3 separate regions of the Homo sapiens genome follow, and regions 2 and 3 are each linked to region 1. A link is a contact called in ENCODE Hi-C data. All regions are on one chromosome and are shown on one strand. Each heading gives the region's core, a stretch centred on a gene start or an enhancer-like site at or near the end of the contact. The rest is flanking DNA. Distances are from core to core; before and after follow the strand shown.

Region 1 (3,007 bases), core at 1-2,500:
TATTAATTGCGTAGAGCTCTGTGCTAAGGTTTTGCATATTGTAAAACTAAAGGGGCTTACAGTCATGTTGGAGAGATGGGGTGTGTGCATCGTCCAGTGCAGCATGTCTCAAGCACCCTCTATGCGATGGTCCCAGGAGTCTGGGGAAGGAGAGTAGCACGAAGCAGAACTATCAACTGCTGAGCCAAAAAGGCATGCACTGTGACACTTGAATTGCAGCTGCTTTAGAACCGTACCTAAAAATAGCTCCAGCTCAATCTGCAGAAATTCTGACCTTAATGGATATGCTCGAGTTCAAGAAAGATGATTTATTCTTAGATCTTTATAACCAACTGCGAAGGAAGTCTCAATCTCAGCAACATCAGTGATTACTCCTAATAATATCTATCTCCCAGACACATGCTTTGAAGATGAAATGAGACGATACAGGCAAAACAACACTGATTGCAATTCAGATATTTACTGGTATGGCTCATTATTCTTATATATTCAAGAGGTACAGTGGGTGCTTTTACATTTTAATAAGGAATACTAGATACCGAGTGAGGCCCTCCCCTCACATCCACCAAATTGATCACTGCAGTGTTTGCATCAAAATAGCAGTATCAGTATCAAAATAATCAGATTTTGAATGCCTCAGAATACCCAAAGCATCCACTTCTAAATTGCTATTTAAGATGAATGCTCTACCTTTTATATTGCATTTTTGAAACTGAGTCAATCAGAAAAGTACTTTGATGTTGTAAATACCTACACATCAGCTCATCTGCTTTTAAATTAATCAAAATATTTAGGCATCTTCACAGAAATTTCTCATATTCATAAAACAAGGCAATAGTTATTTACTTCCTGGCATGGTAATATGTTTTGGGCAATCTCTGTTTGACTTGCATAAAAGGAATAAAAGCTAGTTTCATGAAACTCCATTGTCAGAATAATGAATGTTTTAAAAATACACTATTCAAAGCCTGCTCAACTCTCTTCCTCAGGCTATGGAGAATGTTTCTCCAGTGAGTCTTAGAAGGAAGGAAACCCTTCCTTCACCCCACTTCCTGTGCCTCCTTTAGAGCTGGGCTTGTAGCCAGAGTGAACAGAGAATGGCAAAACTGTTAAAAGGTTAACCGTCAACATGGCGTTCTCAGCATCTCTCAAAGGCACTTAGGAAACTAGTTGCAAGGAGATGAGTAGCAGCCAGAGAGCACCCCAGAGAGTACACTTGTGCTTATTATTCCACATGATTACATATTCAAATTGGTTTTAATTCCTGGGCAGCCATGGGGATGTTGGGGGAGGTGGGAAATAGCTTGCTGGAAAGGGGCAAGAACGGCGGAAGGAGCAGGTCTGGCATTAAAAATGTGCTGCAGATACTTCTCTAAGGCAAATGAGCCTCACGATTACGAATTTAGGCAACAAGGAAAGAGCTGTGGATCTAAAAAACGAGGTTGAATTTCCACGTGACATATGATAATCCCTTTCAATACATTAAGAATTCTACTTTGCATCAGCGTTACAGACTTCTTTTTCTTGAATCCTTCATAAAGGGCTTTAAAAAATTCTACTGTGGCCAGGTAAGTTAACCCATACCCATGCTGCCTTATAGATTCAAAAACCCCAGGGATTATAAGTAAATGTCTGTGACATTTTAGTCAGCTGGAGTTGGTGTTAGGAAACTTTTGAGGGTTCGTGGCTACAGATATAACCTTTGGCTGTCTTCACCAACTGTGGTTTTGAGAGGATTCACAGTGGTTACGTTTGAAGGTGTGGGCAGAGGTAGGGGAATTTGAAAAACATATGCAATTGTTTATTAGCTTTGTATGTTTGTAACCTTTCAATGGCACTTTCAAATAAAAAATACTCAGCATTTGAAAAGCCATGTTTTATTGCTAGAAATAGAATAAATGGAATATAAACATAGATAGCAGTGAGTATAATCTATTTAACACACATTATAGGATTTAAAAATCCTAATCAAGTTTGCCATTTCATCCAGGAATCTGTAATAGAACCTAATTGAGATGTGTTGAGACTTGGGAGGATTAATCACAGGAGGATGGAACTGAATTAGGAGGAGGTGAGACTCGGAGAATGAAATGCAGCAGGGATTTCGAGGAGAGGGATTGGACTCAACACAGCATTATCTAGAAGGTTAACAACAGACTATGGCTGATAGACCATGTAATAGCAGGAGAACCCAACATAAGGGTGTGGGCAATGAGAGTTTTGACCAAGAAGAATTTCAGAGCAAGTGATATTCAAAGGTCTAAGTAGCTCTGTCCAATAGAAATATGTAGTTTAAAATTTTCTAGTAGCTATATTTTAAAAAGTAAAAAGAAACATATACAATAAATTCTAATAATATATTTCATTAAACTCACTATATCCAAAATATTATAACTTGTGGCACAGTGCCCAGTGGCCACAGGTGGCTATCATATTGAAAAGCACAGAAATCAATCAGTTCTTTGGCACCAGGTAAGTCTATCAGGTCAGAGGAAGACCAACATCATGACTGGATGGAAATGGGCATATTAAATGGACGTGTTAACTGGTAATTTGCAGAAGAGAAAGTATAAATGGTTAGACAGTTTATAAAATAATTTCCACCTCACTTGTAATAAAAGCTATAAAAATTAAAATATCAGCAAGATATTATTTCTCAACTGTCAAAATAGCCAAGGTTAAAAAAATGGAGTTGTTTGAAGGTATGCTAAAACTCACATGATGCTGTTAGCAGTATAAATTGGTATAACTATTGGAAAATAGTTTTATATTTCATATCAAGAGCTTGGAATTGTTTTTCTTACTTTTGGAACTCTATAACAAAAAACAATAGCAATCATTACTGAATGCTTATTACATGAAAGATGATATGTTTAGCGTTTAATTATTTTAAGTCTTTTAACCATCACAACAGCTCTGGGAAGTAGATGTTATTATCCAGTTTTAACCCTATGAAAATAAATCAAAGTATGGAAAAATTATGGATTAATATGTTATTAATAGCATT
Region 2 (3,007 bases), core at 271-2,770, 1.4 Mb before region 1:
AGGTGGGGTGGAATGTGCATGAGTGCTATTTCCAATAGGATGGCCAGGGAAGGCTGCCTTGGTAAGACAACATCTGCTCAGTGACCCGAAGAAAGGAGGAGCATGCCAGGTAAATCTTTTCCCAGCAGAGGAGACAGTGAGTGCAAAATCCTCTAAGCAGGACCATGGTTGGCCTGTTCAAGGAGCGGCAAGGGGGTCAGTGTGCCTGGAGCAGAGTGAACAGGAGGAGAGTAGAAGGAGACAGGAGCAGGATGAACAGGAGGAGAGTAGAAGGAGAAAGGAGCAGGAGGATGCCAGATCATTAGGGTGTGGGTCAGAATGAGAACTTGAGACTCCGCCCAAGTGGGATGGGAAACCATTGGAGGGTTTAAAACAAAGCAGGGGCATAGTTATGCCTTAAAAGGATCACTCTGGCTGCTGTTACTGTGGAAGAACAAAATTAGAGGCAACAAGACCAGGTAGAGAAGGATCACGTTAATCTAGGGTAGAAATGATGATAGCTTAGGCTAGTGTGGTAATGTCGGCGGAGATGCTGAGAAGTAGTTGTATATTAGACATATTTTGAAGGTAAAATTAATAGGATTTTCTGACAGGCTGGGTGCAGAGGATGAAAAAAGGAGGGAAGCCAAGGACGACCCCAAGTTTTTTGTCCGAGAAACTTAGATATGATTGCCATTTGCAAGAGGAGCTGATTTGATGGGGAAAATTGTGGATTTTGTTTTAGACATGTTAAGTTAGAAATGCTTACTGGAAAATCAGTAGACAGGTTGAGGATGCATTTGCTTATATGAGTTAAGGTTTGTGGGAGACATTTAAAGTAGGATGGACTTTAAGGATCTTCTACTTCATCTCACAGCTGAATAAACTGAGTCTGAGTGAGGTGAGGTGGCCTTGACCAAGGGCACACAATGAGTTGGTCATAGTGCTTACTTTTGGTCTTTTGTACTCATTGCATGCTATCTCTCCGTGCATGGAGAGACAGCAACAAATTAGGTCAACAAATTATTAAGGTAAATTTGTTTATTTGGAATTCCCAAACCTTATAGGGTTGTGGAAATGAAAGAAAACCCATCTTTGATATTTCCTGCCAAAGCCTCATTCCTAGGCTAGAGGGCTCATGGGTTGGATTCTAGGGGCCATTCTTGAATCTCTAGTTATATCAGGAGGATTGCTTGAGCCCAGTAATTTGAGACCAGCATGGGCAACATTGTAAGATCCCTGTCTCTACAAAAAATTAAAAAATTAGCTGGGTGTGATGCTGTGCACCTGTAGTCCAAGCTACTTGGGAGTCTGAGGTGACAGAGCCAAAACCCTGTATAAAAAAAAAAAGAGTTTCAGAAAGGCCCATAGACTCATTTTACAAATGAGGAAGTTGAGGCTTAGAGCAGTTAAATGACTAATTCAAGAGCCTATTGCAGGTTAGTAACAGACCTGAGACTGGAACTATGTCTTCTGACTTAACAGTGCAAAACTTAGGACTTGGAGTAGGGAGATCTGTCTTCAACTTCCATCATTTCCGTGCACCTAAAGCAGGAAGAATGAGTCCTTCACCTTCTTTAGGTTTTCACTTCCCCAAGTATGTGACACTATGCAAGTTACTTATCACTCCAATACATTAGCTTATTCATTTGTAAAGCAGAGTTAATCAAATGAGATAACTTACATAAAATGTTTCAGGAAATTGCTTTTTTTCCTACTATAGCACACAGCATTTCATATGCCAAAACCATCCAAAAGATAGGAAATCCCAATTGAACCCTTCATTAGGAAGAGGATACTGACATGGGAGAGTCCTGTGCGCATGACTTATATCCCTAGTGTCTTAGTCTGTTTGTGTTGCTATAAAGGAATACCTTGAGATTAGGTAGTTTATAAAGACAAGAATTTTCTTTGGCTCATGGTTCTGCAGGCTGTAAAAGAAGCATGGTGCTGGCGTCTGCTTGGCTTCTGGTGAGGGCTTTAGTGCTGCATCAAGACAGGCAGAGAAGGTCAAAGAGGAAGTGGGCACATGGGAAGACAGACCAAACCTGAGGGACATCCTGGCTTTATAAGAACCCACTCTCATGGGAACTAATCCATTTTCCCAAGAACCAATCCATTTCTCAAGAGCAAGAACTCACCCATTGCCTTGAGAATGGCACCAAGCCATCCCACCACAAGCGATCCCCCTATGACTCACCAGCTCCTATTAGGCCCTGCCTTCAACACCACCACAGTGGGGATGAAATTTCAACATGTGTTTCAGTGGAGTCAAATTATATCTAAACCACAGCACCTAGCCAGCTCCTTTTCCAGCTCCTATCATCTCCTAAAGGGGTGACTTTTAAATTTTTCTCCTCTACCACCTCTTCTATCCCTCTCAGAGGAAATATATGCAGTCAGATGGGAGCTTCTTTGATTTTCTGTAACCACAAACATCTGCATAAACACCCATTCCCATCTCTTCCTCCTTCTGAAATGGCGTTATCCCACTTTTTCCCTTGGCTAACTGCAATTCCCACTTCTTCTTTTCAACTCGACTCAGAGTCCACTGCATCCTGCCCACATCCACCCTCCCATTAGCAGATTGGCTGCCATCTTGTTTCCTCCCACAGCACCTTGTGTCTCCTTGATCACAGCACGAATCCCATTGTCTTATAATATTTGCTTACTCAAAAGCCTCCCTCATTAGAAGGTAGGGATTCTATTTGTCATCCCACCTACCTGGTGCCTGGCACACAGTATGTTCTTGACAAATGTCTTTGTATAGGTGAATAGGTGCACGATGCTCACTTGGGTTGCCCTGAAGATGACTTCATTAGCTTATGTTGCCATCTCTCATGGGTCTGAATTTCCTGGTGAGAGAAGAGTCTTCAGGTCATCCAGGATCTCTCTTTGCACCTCTCACCTTCAGGTAGAAATGAATGAAAGCAAAGGTGCTCTGTTTTGACTACTTTGCTCCAGCTGTACACCTGGTCCCCTGTTTGTCTGAAACCCTCTCTTGAATGGTGCAGGTGAGGACACTGAT
Region 3 (3,007 bases), core at 136-2,635, 1.4 Mb before region 1:
TATTGGGGGTCACTATGCTCCAGGTCTTGTGTGGGGCACTGGAGAGGCAAAGATGAAACCTCCTTGAGAAACTGTCAGAGTCATGTGACAATTCACCATCACATAATGAACAAAGTGCTCTAAGATCTGAGAAGACGAACAAGTATTCTCTGGGCTGGGGGTTTGTCCTTCCGGCAAGAGAGGACGGCAAGGTCAAAGGCAGGGAATTGCATGGGTGTTTGGTGGTGCTTAGAGGGCACTGGGACCAGTGGTAGGAGGGCAGTTGGTGGTGAGGCTGGAAAGGAAGGCAACGGCTCGATTGTGGGAGGCCTTCTAGGCCTCCAGCTCTGTGGCTGAAGGGAGAAGGTGAATGCTTTGTAGGCTAGGGGATAGCATGATCAGGTCTAGGTGGTGCAAGATGGCTCTGAGGCAGTATGGATGGCAGAGCAGCAAGGCCCCACACCTGCTCTAGGGGGTGTGCCAAGGGGTCTTGACCCCAAACTGACTGAGTCCCTGGAGCCTGAGCATGTGGACCTCAGATATGCAGTGGCAGAAGGCTTCCAAACTGTGAAGGAACCGGTAGCCAACACCATCTACACTTCCAGATGGTGAGCCCATGACTTACTTAAAGAAGCTTCCTGTTATCAGTGGGTGGGCACTCGCAAAGAGGCTCTGTTCATCTTGTGCCTACAAGCCCAGATCCAGTCAAAGAGCACGGGCATGTTCTCCTTCCTTCCTTGAGGGTTGGCCTCTTTTTCCGTGGGCATAGCCGACATCAGAGCCAGCGCCCCCATATTTCAGCATGATTAAGCCTTGCCATTTTGGGGGTGGCTGGGGGCGAGGGGAGGGGCTACTGTGTTTCAAAATGGAATAAACAGAAAAGCAATATTGAAAGAATGAGGAGGTTGTTTACTGAGGCTTGAAGAGATGACAGGTGTTTCCTCCCAGTTGAGAACCAGTGACCCCTGGGAATCGCATTTCCCGCTGAGCAGGCGCCCATGGCGGGCTGAGTCCTGCCCATGCCCTGGTGGCCTGGAAGCCTGCATGGGCGCCGTGCAAAGATCAACGTTTTCCAGAGGAGCTTTTGGGCTCATCACTGGCCTGGGGAGGGCTTGACACGGGGTTCCCACAGCTTGCCCCACACCACCTTCACACCCACACACAGCAGGTCCCCGCGGGGCCGGTGCAGGCTGTGGCTGCCCGCGCTGCGCTGTTGCTCTGTCCCAGCTGGCTAGCTCCGAGTGTGGAGCGCTCTGGGCCGGGGCCGCTGGGGCGCGCACAGTGGGGTGACAGGCGGCCTGGCTGCAGAAACGTTGCACCGGTGCCTGAGGTGGGAGGATGTGATGACGCGGCCCACGCAGCGGGAACCCAGGCCTTTAAAAAGCCCAGGAAACAGCCTCAGCTCAAGCGGTGGCTCCACTGGAGGAAAACACACCCCGGTCTCACATTAAAGAAGCCAAACTGTCGGCTTCAAAGAGAAAAGGCAACATCCTGTCACAGGCCATGCTCTGGCAAAAACGTAAGTGGTTTGGCTGTGGCTGTCAGACCCAAGCGAGTGCCAGCGGGGCAGGGCGATCACAGCTTGGTCTGGAATTGGGGAGCTGGTGGTGGAGGTGATGGGGCCACGGGGGGAGGGGGTCTGGGTTCCAAGCCCCGGAGCAGGGAGGGGGGAGGTGGGCGGGATGGAGCCTGGTGGAGAAACCAGCCTGTCAGAGGTGATGCTGATTTTCCAGGCTGGAGGGGAACGAACTAGTGTTCCAAGGTGGGACGGCTCAGGGTACCTCCGCTTCTGTGCATGAATCACTGTGGTGAAGAAAGGGCAGTTTATGATTCACACAACAAAAGCCAGATGTGGGATGGGTTTGGGGTTGGGAGGGAAAAGCCATGCAGTTCTTTACAGGAGGGGCTTTATTTCCATAAGCAGTGGCTCTTCAGCCTTCTGTTGAATTCCCTGGGCCTGTTTCTAGCTGAGTGACTTAGCTTTCTGCCAGGTGTGACTTGTCCCTGTGGATACCCTGGGAGGAGTGGAGATCTGGCTCGGTGAAGCGTGTCCTCACTTGCTCCACTGTCTTGCCTTTCGTCATTCTTTTTCCCCTTCTGTGACAAGGCTTGTCCATCCCACTGCAAAGGATGCAGTGGGTTTATCTTTGGCCTTGATTTTTATCCCCGGAGTTGGATGAAACAATTGTGAACTTTATTTTCCTTTATGTGGACCAAACAGCGACTTACCTTACTAATAACTGAAATAATACAGATTATTTACAACATTCTTTTCACGAGGTAAACAGCGTCAACTCATCAGCTTCTGAGAGTTGAACCTTATTGGGGCTAGTTCTATACTTCCTCAAGCAAGAAGAATGACCAAAAATTGCTCTGTCTTTCTCTTAAAGATTCTTGGTTCCTTAAAATTCGTTTTAATTAATTTTAGTATGCTGTGCCTCAAGCAAGCTTAATATAAGAGAATCTAGATTTACAGAAGAAGATATATTAGGGAATGTTTTTATTTTATGGAAAGATACTTGATTGGATCCACTAAAGTTCGGAAAATATAACTTCATTGATTAAAATGTGACACTGTCATCACCAATTTATTGTTTGCTTTATGTCTTATGTAAATTTCTCTGGAATTAAGCTGATTAACCAGTAACACAGAAGAGTGATTTCAAAATTTCTCAGGTTGTGAAGACCCACCATTGTTTGATATCAAAAGGTCAATTTTTTAAAAAAATAAAGAGAAATGAGCTTTAATTTGGGTTTGAGAGTTATGGACTCCTTCCAAGATAACTAGGAATATTCAAGAATTGTTGGCACGCCACTCTTCCCAACAGGCGATGGAGCAGCGGCAGCCTATCCTTTCTGGGACAATGGCAGCTGACCCTGTTGTGAGTGCTGTGTGGATGAGAGCAGGTGGGCATTCATCTTTTTACTGGGGGCCCCTAAGCATCTGTGTGCCCTTTCACTCAGGGCTGAATCATTTGATTTTTGTGTGAGCCCCTGGAAGGAGTTTTGCCTCAGCTCCTACCTTCTA

What was found. Hi-C counts contacts between places; a loop is a spot of excess contacts on that map. Pooled maps may share reads with other maps.
Region 2: a loop to region 1 is called in a pooled map, with 4 times the contacts of the local background. The contact joins two enhancer-like sites. A Hi-C loop is called at or near these places in 13 of 37 single-sample maps with no recorded cell type and 4 of 50 pooled maps.
Region 3: a map with no recorded cell type shows a loop between it and region 1 (8-fold over the local background). The contact joins the promoter of POU2AF1 here to the enhancer-like site in region 1. A Hi-C loop is called at or near these places in 12 of 37 single-sample maps with no recorded cell type and 8 of 50 pooled maps.

What each region holds. Positions count from the first base shown.
Region 1 is chr11:109,969,459-109,972,465 of GRCh38, reverse strand. It overlaps LOC105369484 (a long non-coding RNA gene), which reads right to left. Exons shown (of 3, transcript XR_948004.2): 2 at 61-140. Among named protein-coding and RNA genes, the nearest start is that of ZC3H12C, 120 kb to the left of the region's middle. Within about 2 kb of position 1,250, at least 4 of the 41 ENCODE cell types and tissues checked have a DNase peak (open chromatin) inside an H3K27ac peak, as active enhancers do.
Region 2 is chr11:111,408,506-111,411,512 of GRCh38, reverse strand. It overlaps a transcript of BTG4 not described here. Among named protein-coding and RNA genes, the nearest start is that of POU2AF1, 31 kb to the right of the region's middle. RefSeq lists an enhancer at 1,537-1,596. Within about 2 kb of position 1,520, at least 3 of the 41 ENCODE cell types and tissues checked have a DNase peak (open chromatin) inside an H3K27ac peak, as active enhancers do.
Region 3 is chr11:111,377,653-111,380,659 of GRCh38, reverse strand. POU2AF1 (POU class 2 homeobox associating factor 1) reads left to right here and starts at 1,385. Exons shown (of 5, transcript NM_006235.3): 1 at 1,385-1,498. The coding sequence starts at 1,483. RefSeq lists enhancers at 229-448, 669-758, 1,409-1,458.